Regions from separate parts of the Homo sapiens genome. Here all the other regions are linked to region 3. A link is a loop called in an ENCODE intact Hi-C map of the cell type or tissue named here. Cell type or tissue: dorsolateral prefrontal cortex. All regions are shown on one strand.

Region 1 (2,500 bases), 140 kb after region 3:
TTATCAAACCCCTATTCTATGGCTTCAATAAACAGAACCCATTACCTCACGGCATCTTTTGTTGGCCCCATACAAGAGAGAACAAAATGGTTATTCAGGGGAACGCTTTCGATTTTTATTGTGGGTAGCCTGCACAAAGAGCCGTGTTATTGTATTTAAAAGAACCATCTGTAGCAGAAACAATGGCATCAAATTATCTTTGAATACCCACTGAAAAAACATAAAGCTTTTTTTTTTATTCTTCTTCTGTACGGTGGGGGGATAGAGCAGTGTTAGGATAACTGACTTTTTTGTTGTTCTCTGGGTGCATTCTTCTCGCTCCCCCTCTCTCTCCCCCTCACCCTCTCTCTCTTCTCTCTCTCCCTCTCCCTCTCTCTCTCTCTCTCTCTTTTAAAAAATCAGCCATTTGGGGTTTTAAGCCATAAACGATTTTTCTTGTTGCAGGGGATTGCAGTGGCAAAGCTAGGCTAGGTCTTGGAGGCTGGTGTAAGGCGATGTGGGTGAAGGCAGGAGGCTGATGGAAAGACTGGGGGGAAGAAAAGCCGAAATGGATTCACGGTGCCTTGGATGAAGGACGAGAGGGGAACTGCAAGCTCCTTCAACTGGTTCTGTCCGGTGAGAAGTGATCAAGCTTGGGCTGACAAGAGGCTCAGGGAGCCCTCACGTTCTTTCGCTTTTTTACCTGCCAATCAAACTGCTACAAGACAACACCCTGATCTGGCATGGACATGTAAGTAGCTTGCAACCCAACTTTGACATTCACTGCTAGCTCACTCCTCCCCCCACCTCACTTTCTTCCCCACTCATTCTGTTTTTCTTTCTTTTTTTTTTTTTTCTTTTGACCTTTAAGAGATCTGGAAATACACCCTGTGTGGCAGTCATTTAACACTGGTAGATTTAAGTCTGAAAGCGTTAACTTTTGGAATTAAATTCTAATTTAGATTTAACAAATGCAGAAATGAAATGACATTATTTCATCCTATTTTGGACGGTTTTGGTACTGAACTTAATCAGTTGTCTTACAAGGGTGTGTTTCTTTTACTATGAAACTGAAGAAATAGATCTGTGAGCCCCCAGAAAGAAACCCACTAATGAAAAATTCAGGCTTCCATCTTAAAAATGTTAAACTCTAGCATTTCACCCCCATAAAGAACCTCTTCCAGACCAATGTTACTAAATGGAAAGAGTGATTTGATTCAAAAGGTACATATCATTAAGGGGTTGCTACTACTTCAATCGGCGTCTTAACTATTTTGGTGGTGGTTACGGGTAGGGGGAAGTTGCAAAACAAGAGGAAGGGGACATGGCGATACCTCGTTTTTTATAAGAGATTGACATAGAGGAAGATAGAAATGCATGGGGGCAGAATAAGCAGGAAATATTACCTGAGAGAAGGAATTACAGAGCATGGCGAAGCTGGAAGGTGGGAGGGTTTCTGCGGGAAGTCGAGCGAGGGGTGATGGGGCTTGCTCTTTGGCGCCCTCTAATGGCAACTTGAACCAATGTTTTACTTTCGTAATGCAGTACTGGGAAAAGCAGCTGGGTTTTTGTTATTGCTGTTGGTTTTTTTCCTCCGCAGACTTAGAAACTAGAGACTATTAGTGGAGTAAATTGATTGTTTTCAGCCTAGGAACTTATATATATATGTCTTAAACTCACCAGTGTTTCCTCCTCAAACATCCCCTCCTCTCCCTAAATCTTGTTAGACTAATAGAAGAGGACAGGCTAATGGCAAATTGACTTATGGAGGGTGGTCCACGCCCAATTAGCCATTGCGGGCGGGGGAGAGGGTGTAGGATTCGTTTCCTACCTGAACAGCATTCTGACTCTTCTAACATACTCGAGAGGTGTAGGGGGTGGAGTAGGAAGGGATGATTTGGAAATTGCAGATTCTGACATGGGCTCATTATAATACACTTTTAAGGGGGCTCTTGGGAACCTCTGTTATTGCGACATGTGGTGGTCAGGGGGCTTTCCTTCCCGCCTTCTTTTTCTTTTTTCTTTTTCTTCTTTCTTTCCTTCTTTTTTCTTTTCTTTTTTTTTAATTTGATAGATAAAGGTTAATCTTGGGCTGAATGATAGAGCTATGATTGACAAGAGAAAAGGTGTTGAGGGCAGGTCGCGCTGTCTTATTTACAGCCCACTGCTTGCTGTAGAGTCTTTGTTAGGACTGGAAAGCTAATTTAGTGCTGATCAAAAGCACCACAGAGTTAAAGGACTGGTAATGACTGCTAATTTCATTTCAGCCTCATGCATCCCCAACTGCTGTAATTAAAGACACGCTATTTAAATACAGGTGAAGGGTTTTTTTTTTTTAAGTTGGGTTGGGGGGGGGTGGGTGGGTGGATTACAATTTTATTTAGATCTTCTACTCTACTTGGGTGTTATGTAGTCCCAAATTAGATTTTATTATTATTATTATTTAGAGCCGCTCCTTGTCATTTATACCTGGCTTTGCAGAATCGGAAGTGTGAAATGTGTCACTCACATAAAAGCCCCT
Region 2 (2,500 bases), 51 kb after region 3:
ATATGTTAAAATGTATACATAAAGTGACTGAGGGAAGGGTACTTTCTGGTGTTTTTTTTCTTATTTTTTAATCTAAAATATATGTTGAAATTCAAAAGGTGTTCACCACATGCAGTGTGGCAGCGTTCAATATTCTTTAACAGCTGTATACTGTGTGGGTCTGTATGAAGTTACAGGGGCTCACAAGCTTTATAACGGACACAAACATTCTTTTCTATTTCAGTCTTAACTCCTAGAAGCAGGAGTAAGACTTGGAAAGAACCAAGCAGCCTCCTGCCCCACTGAGACCAGAGTACCTCTGCTATTATCTGCTGTGTATATTAGAGTTCCATTAAGATTTACTCATGAAAATCCCATGCTAGAAAGAAAAAGTGAAACATTACTGACTGAGGCTATCTTATAGAAAAGGAAAGCAGGGTTTACTCAAGGTTGTACACTGAGTGAGTGACAGTGTCAATTTTATCACCCAGTTTCTTGTCTCCTGGTCCCAGGCTTACTCTCCTAACCAGACACAGTCATGGCTCTGTATGTCCAGGCCTCCTAAACTATATTGCTAAAAGCTCACACCAAGAGATTCACAGCCATATGTTTAAAATCAGGATGCTTCCTGAAGATATAGTATCTAGGTGGTAAATGGAATTTTTTAACATTATAGACCAAAATCAAGCCCTTTATTTGGCAATATTATTCATTCTGGCTGCATTGTTGTAGCTGTTAGGTAAAAGATTGATTCCTCTTACTTCTTAGTAAAGTAATATTTTGGAGGTTTCTTAATGGTATTTCTAATTGTGGTAAAAAAATAAAATTTACTACCCTCACCATTTTTAACGGTATAGTTCAGTAATGTTAACTTAAGTGGTATTTTTTACAGTAGAAAAATAATTAGTACTTAAATCCAAAAGAAAGAAATTTTTTTTAAAAAACTGAATTAAGATGCTAATTTTTCAAAACATGTTTTATGGAATACCATCCCTATAAGCTATGCCAGCTAAAAAAAAAATAACACGGTCAAATAATTTATGTCCTTCTCTAAGAAATTCACAATGAAAATTTGTACTTGAAAAACTCTGGTAAATCATAAAGATCTCTTTGAACCTTGTATAATATAGTGTATCCCAAACTATTTTTCCATAGGTTTCCCCCAACCTATTTTGCCAAAAAGTCTATTTTTATTCTTCAGAGCTAATATTTTTAACACATTTTAGGAAATTTTCCTCTAATCCAACCTTTGCAGATTAAAAAAGATCTATAAAGTGATGTTTATACTATTTATGTTCACTGGCTCTGTGTTTACAAATCTTTTATCTTTATCTTATGGTAGTAAATCTCATTAATTCAATCACTCAACAAATATTTAGGCATGGGCTAAGTGCTGGGAATACAGTAATGAGTAAATCAGTCAGAACCCCTGACCTTACAGAGTTTACAGTCTGGGAAAGAAGTCACTGAAAGTGCTCTAATGTGAAAGTCAGAAGAAGGGAAGAAAGAAAAGAAGAAAGCAAGAAAGGGAGGAAACAAAAAAGGAGGGAGGGAGGGATGGAGGGAAGGAAGGAAGGAAGGGAGGGAGGAAGGGAGGGAGGGAGAGAGGGAAAAGGAAAGAAAGGAATGAATGAATACAGGAAGCACAAGCAATATTAGCTGTTTCTAACACTTATAGCTTATCTGGCTATGTTTTTTGTTGTTGTTTTTCCTCATTCTGAAATGAGAGAAGAGGGAAAGGGGGAAAAACTCCATCAGTTCAGTGGTCTGGTCTTTGAATAGAGATAGAAATAATATTTCTTTGAAAGCTACGTATGTATCAGCAATTGATTCTATGATAGTTCTCTAGCAATTCAAAGATGGGCTTCTATTGCTTAGAAGGGAAGGAGATAGAAAGAGAAGGAGAGAAGAAAAGGAGAGGAAAGGAGGAAGGAAAAAAGAAAAGAAAATGCATTTTCTGGTCTTCCCTCCTATTGTGGCATCTTAGCTGTTGATGTTACCTTCCATATAAGAAGATTCCTTTCAAGCGTCAGCAGAAGACCTTATTTGATGGTAACCATGGGTCCTACCTCTGTCAGGACATATTGCTTCTGACTATCTATCCATCCTTCTCTCTCAGGCTCTGACCTTCATGCTGGGAACCTTTCTTCATGGGAGTGGAATGTGTCTCCTAAGCAAAGGAAAAGGATAGGCCCATAGGCATATCATTGTTATCCAGCATCTTACTCATCCTTAGAGCTCCTACACAAAAATACAAATCATGATCCTGCCAAAAAGGAGCACTTGAAAGGCTGAAGAAGGGCCTCATCTTCTTGTTGGACTGTTGTCCAGTGTTCCACTTCCTTGTATGAAACTGAATGCCTTGCATCCTAACTCCTGTGTATACCACTTGAAAATACATATTGTAGGTGACTGCCCTTTGATCACAGAGATTAGGGAAGCAGGAAAGATTGCAAAATCTAAAAGAAAAAAAAAAGGCTTATAACTAAGAGAAAAAGAAGGAGGACCTTATGCCCACTCT
Region 3 (2,500 bases):
ATTCTAAGTTAAGAACATAAGGAGTTAAGTGGTGAATTTCTACTTCTGTGTTTGACAGTATGGCACCAGGCTGACTTTTCAACAGAATCCTATATGGATAGACTTCCATGAAAAATGGGTGAAACTTCTAACAAAATGGCCTTTATTCCTAATATCCACATTACTAAAGTACTGTACTAGTCCCTAAGGACAAAAGTAGTATAGAGGACATAACACTGAACTGACTGAGTTGTTTACTGGCTGTGCTACCACATGTGTATGACTTGCATTGTCCTGTCATGTCCCTTATCGTTGATTTGCTCATCTATAAAACTGGTTACCCTGCCCTGCCAACCTCATAGGATTGCTATCGAGCATACACACACACACACACACACACACACATACACACACACACACACTCTGTCTCTCTCTCTCTCTCTCTCTCTCTTTTAGATTGCTATGTTTTACCTTGTATCCTTAGCAGCATTTTTAATTTTTTGCCATATAATCAAACTTTACCTTTACGTAGAACTAAAAGAAGCATTCCATGCTACTTTCCAACAACGTGTAACATTTTAAAACAAGTTCACTTACCAAAAGGGAGACAAACTGAAAGAAGTAACACAAAAATACAAATGCAAAATTGCTTTTTTCTAGAAATGGTCTAAAATTTTTATTGTGAGAGAAAGAATAACAGGGAACACATTTGTTTGTTTCCTTTGGGACCTAAGACAAACGTATTGAATATTCTGGTACTTTCCCCTCTAGCCACTACTTCCTTCATTGGACTGCAAGGTATTTCTGTTTGGAAAAGTAATGGAGTCCAGTCAACTTCATTGATCGCCAAGGACTGTCAAAATTATAAAACTTGCTGTGGAGCTCTGACATGCCAGAAGCCGCTAGAAAAAGAAGTTTGACATTCAGAAACTTATCAAGAGGTTCTACTCTTTGGATAGAGACCAAAATCATACTTTGAAGTAAGTAGTAATTTCCAATATTAGCCCATTGGGTGAGCTAAAAATGCCTTAGTTAGATTTGCCAGAATTAGAGATTACATTTGTTAGAATTAGGGGTTCACTAATTAGATGCCCTAGGCACTAGCCATATGTACTATTGGTATTATTATGAATCTTTAGGAATTTAATTCTTTCTTTGCCTTTTTTACTCTGAATTCCTAAATCATTGTTTGAAAGAGTATTTTGACCAATGCCCAGTTTATAAGGGTTCTGGGGCATTTTTGCTTCTTGTATGAGTTCAGTGGAGTGTTAGTTGGCTAACTAATTACAAGGGACTAAAAATAAACCATGGTTTATTATTTTCCAATTTTGAATTACAAAATTATTTAAATGTCTGTAATCGAAGTGCTACATTACTATGTAATGAAATTACAATACAGCTTAATGATATTAGGAAACTGCATGCAAAAAAATATTTGTACACAAGGTGGTGATGTTAGCAACCAACTACAGTACTTTTATTCTGCTAAAAAACACAATAAATAACAACAGATTACTTTCCCCAAGTGATCCCCAAAGGGCATCTTTAGTTGTTCATATAATGATAGCATGTAAGGGCACAGAGCCACATGGAAAACCTGTCAGCATATGTCATTAGAGTAGCAGAGAAAAAAGAGAAAAAGGACAAATCACAAAATAGAGAATAACTGCTAAAGAGTAAAATTATGTTTACAAGTAGTAAAGATTCAAGAATTCAGCCCTTAATACATAAGTTTCCATTGACTCCTATTTAGATATATATGTCCAAGGAGTTACATTCTAAGTGTAAAATTGTCTCTGTAGCTCTAATAAAATATACCTACTTTCCAGACAGCTTTCCGTCTGAAAACTTTTGCCTCCCAAGCTTCCCCCTGCCTTTACAGTTAAGTTTCCTGATTCCAATCCTAACTACAACCTTGGTCCACTGAGGACAATATCTTTCCCTCTATTCATGTTCCTTGTGCACAAATTCAAGTTTTTATGTTTCTATTAGTATAATTCAGAGCAATTAAAAATTGAAGCTGCAAAAATAAGTCACAAACATTATTTCTCATGAAATATTTGACCTTATCAATTCTAAAATATAAATTAATACAAGCTAACATTAAAACCAGCTCATATTTCTTGTAAAGTGGTACATTAATAATGACCTCTCAGGCATAATTAATTAATTTTATTATATTTATCCCTAAAATTCACATATTTGTTATAGTGACATGTATTTATTCTCAGATACTTTTTTAAAGTAAATGATGTCATCAGCAGGAACACAGAACTTGTTGGCTGCAAGATAGAAAGCATATATGCCATGAACCAAAAAGGTAGGAAGGTGTATTTTCAATTTTAAGGTTCTTCTCCTAAGATGAAAAGAGCTGCAACTGTTTTTGCAAGTAAGAAAGCAAAATATCTGTTCTTGAATTATCTAAGGATGAGTCAGAAACTTAAAGCCGAAGAAAAGTAATAAATAATGACAACAGATGTTTGTAAACGTGTGCTCCCCTGTTCAGTGTTTGTATGTGTTG

Evidence for each region. Hi-C counts contacts between places; a loop is a spot of excess contacts. Peaks named below come from ENCODE experiments on the same cell type or tissue, not always from the same donor. Only the 100,000 strongest peaks of a DNase experiment are listed, where the experiment ranks them.
Region 1: it touches region 3 in a loop (11-fold over the local background); 13 of 110 quality-filtered maps call a loop at or near these places.
Region 2: it touches region 3 in a loop (2.3-fold over the local background); 4 of 110 quality-filtered maps call a loop at or near these places.

Annotation. Positions count from the first base shown.
Region 1 is chr3:181,699,154-181,701,653 of GRCh38, forward strand. It overlaps SOX2-OT (SOX2 overlapping transcript), which reads left to right. Exons shown (of 7, transcript NR_075092.1): 6 at 445-730. Among named protein-coding and RNA genes, the nearest start is that of SOX2, 12 kb to the right of the region's middle. In dorsolateral prefrontal cortex, CTCF peaks have their summits at 1,491 (motif pointing left) and 1,699; DNase peaks (open chromatin) are centred at 514 and 1,458; H3K4me3 peaks cover 2,500 bases; H3K27ac peaks cover 2,500 bases; H3K27me3 peaks cover 2,201 bases.
Region 2 is chr3:181,613,641-181,616,140 of GRCh38, forward strand. The region is part of intron 5 of SOX2-OT (SOX2 overlapping transcript); the gene reads left to right. Among named protein-coding and RNA genes, the nearest start is that of SOX2, 97 kb to the right of the region's middle. In dorsolateral prefrontal cortex, no CTCF peak of the experiment used is centred here; no DNase peak of the experiment used is centred here; H3K4me3 peaks cover 2,500 bases; H3K27ac peaks cover 2,500 bases.
Region 3 is chr3:181,562,970-181,565,469 of GRCh38, forward strand. It overlaps SOX2-OT (SOX2 overlapping transcript), which reads left to right. Exons shown (of 7, transcript NR_075092.1): 4 at 751-959. Among named protein-coding and RNA genes, the nearest start is that of SOX2, 150 kb to the right of the region's middle. In dorsolateral prefrontal cortex, a CTCF peak has its summit at 1,420; no DNase peak of the experiment used is centred here; H3K4me3 peaks cover 1,324 bases; H3K27ac peaks cover 2,500 bases.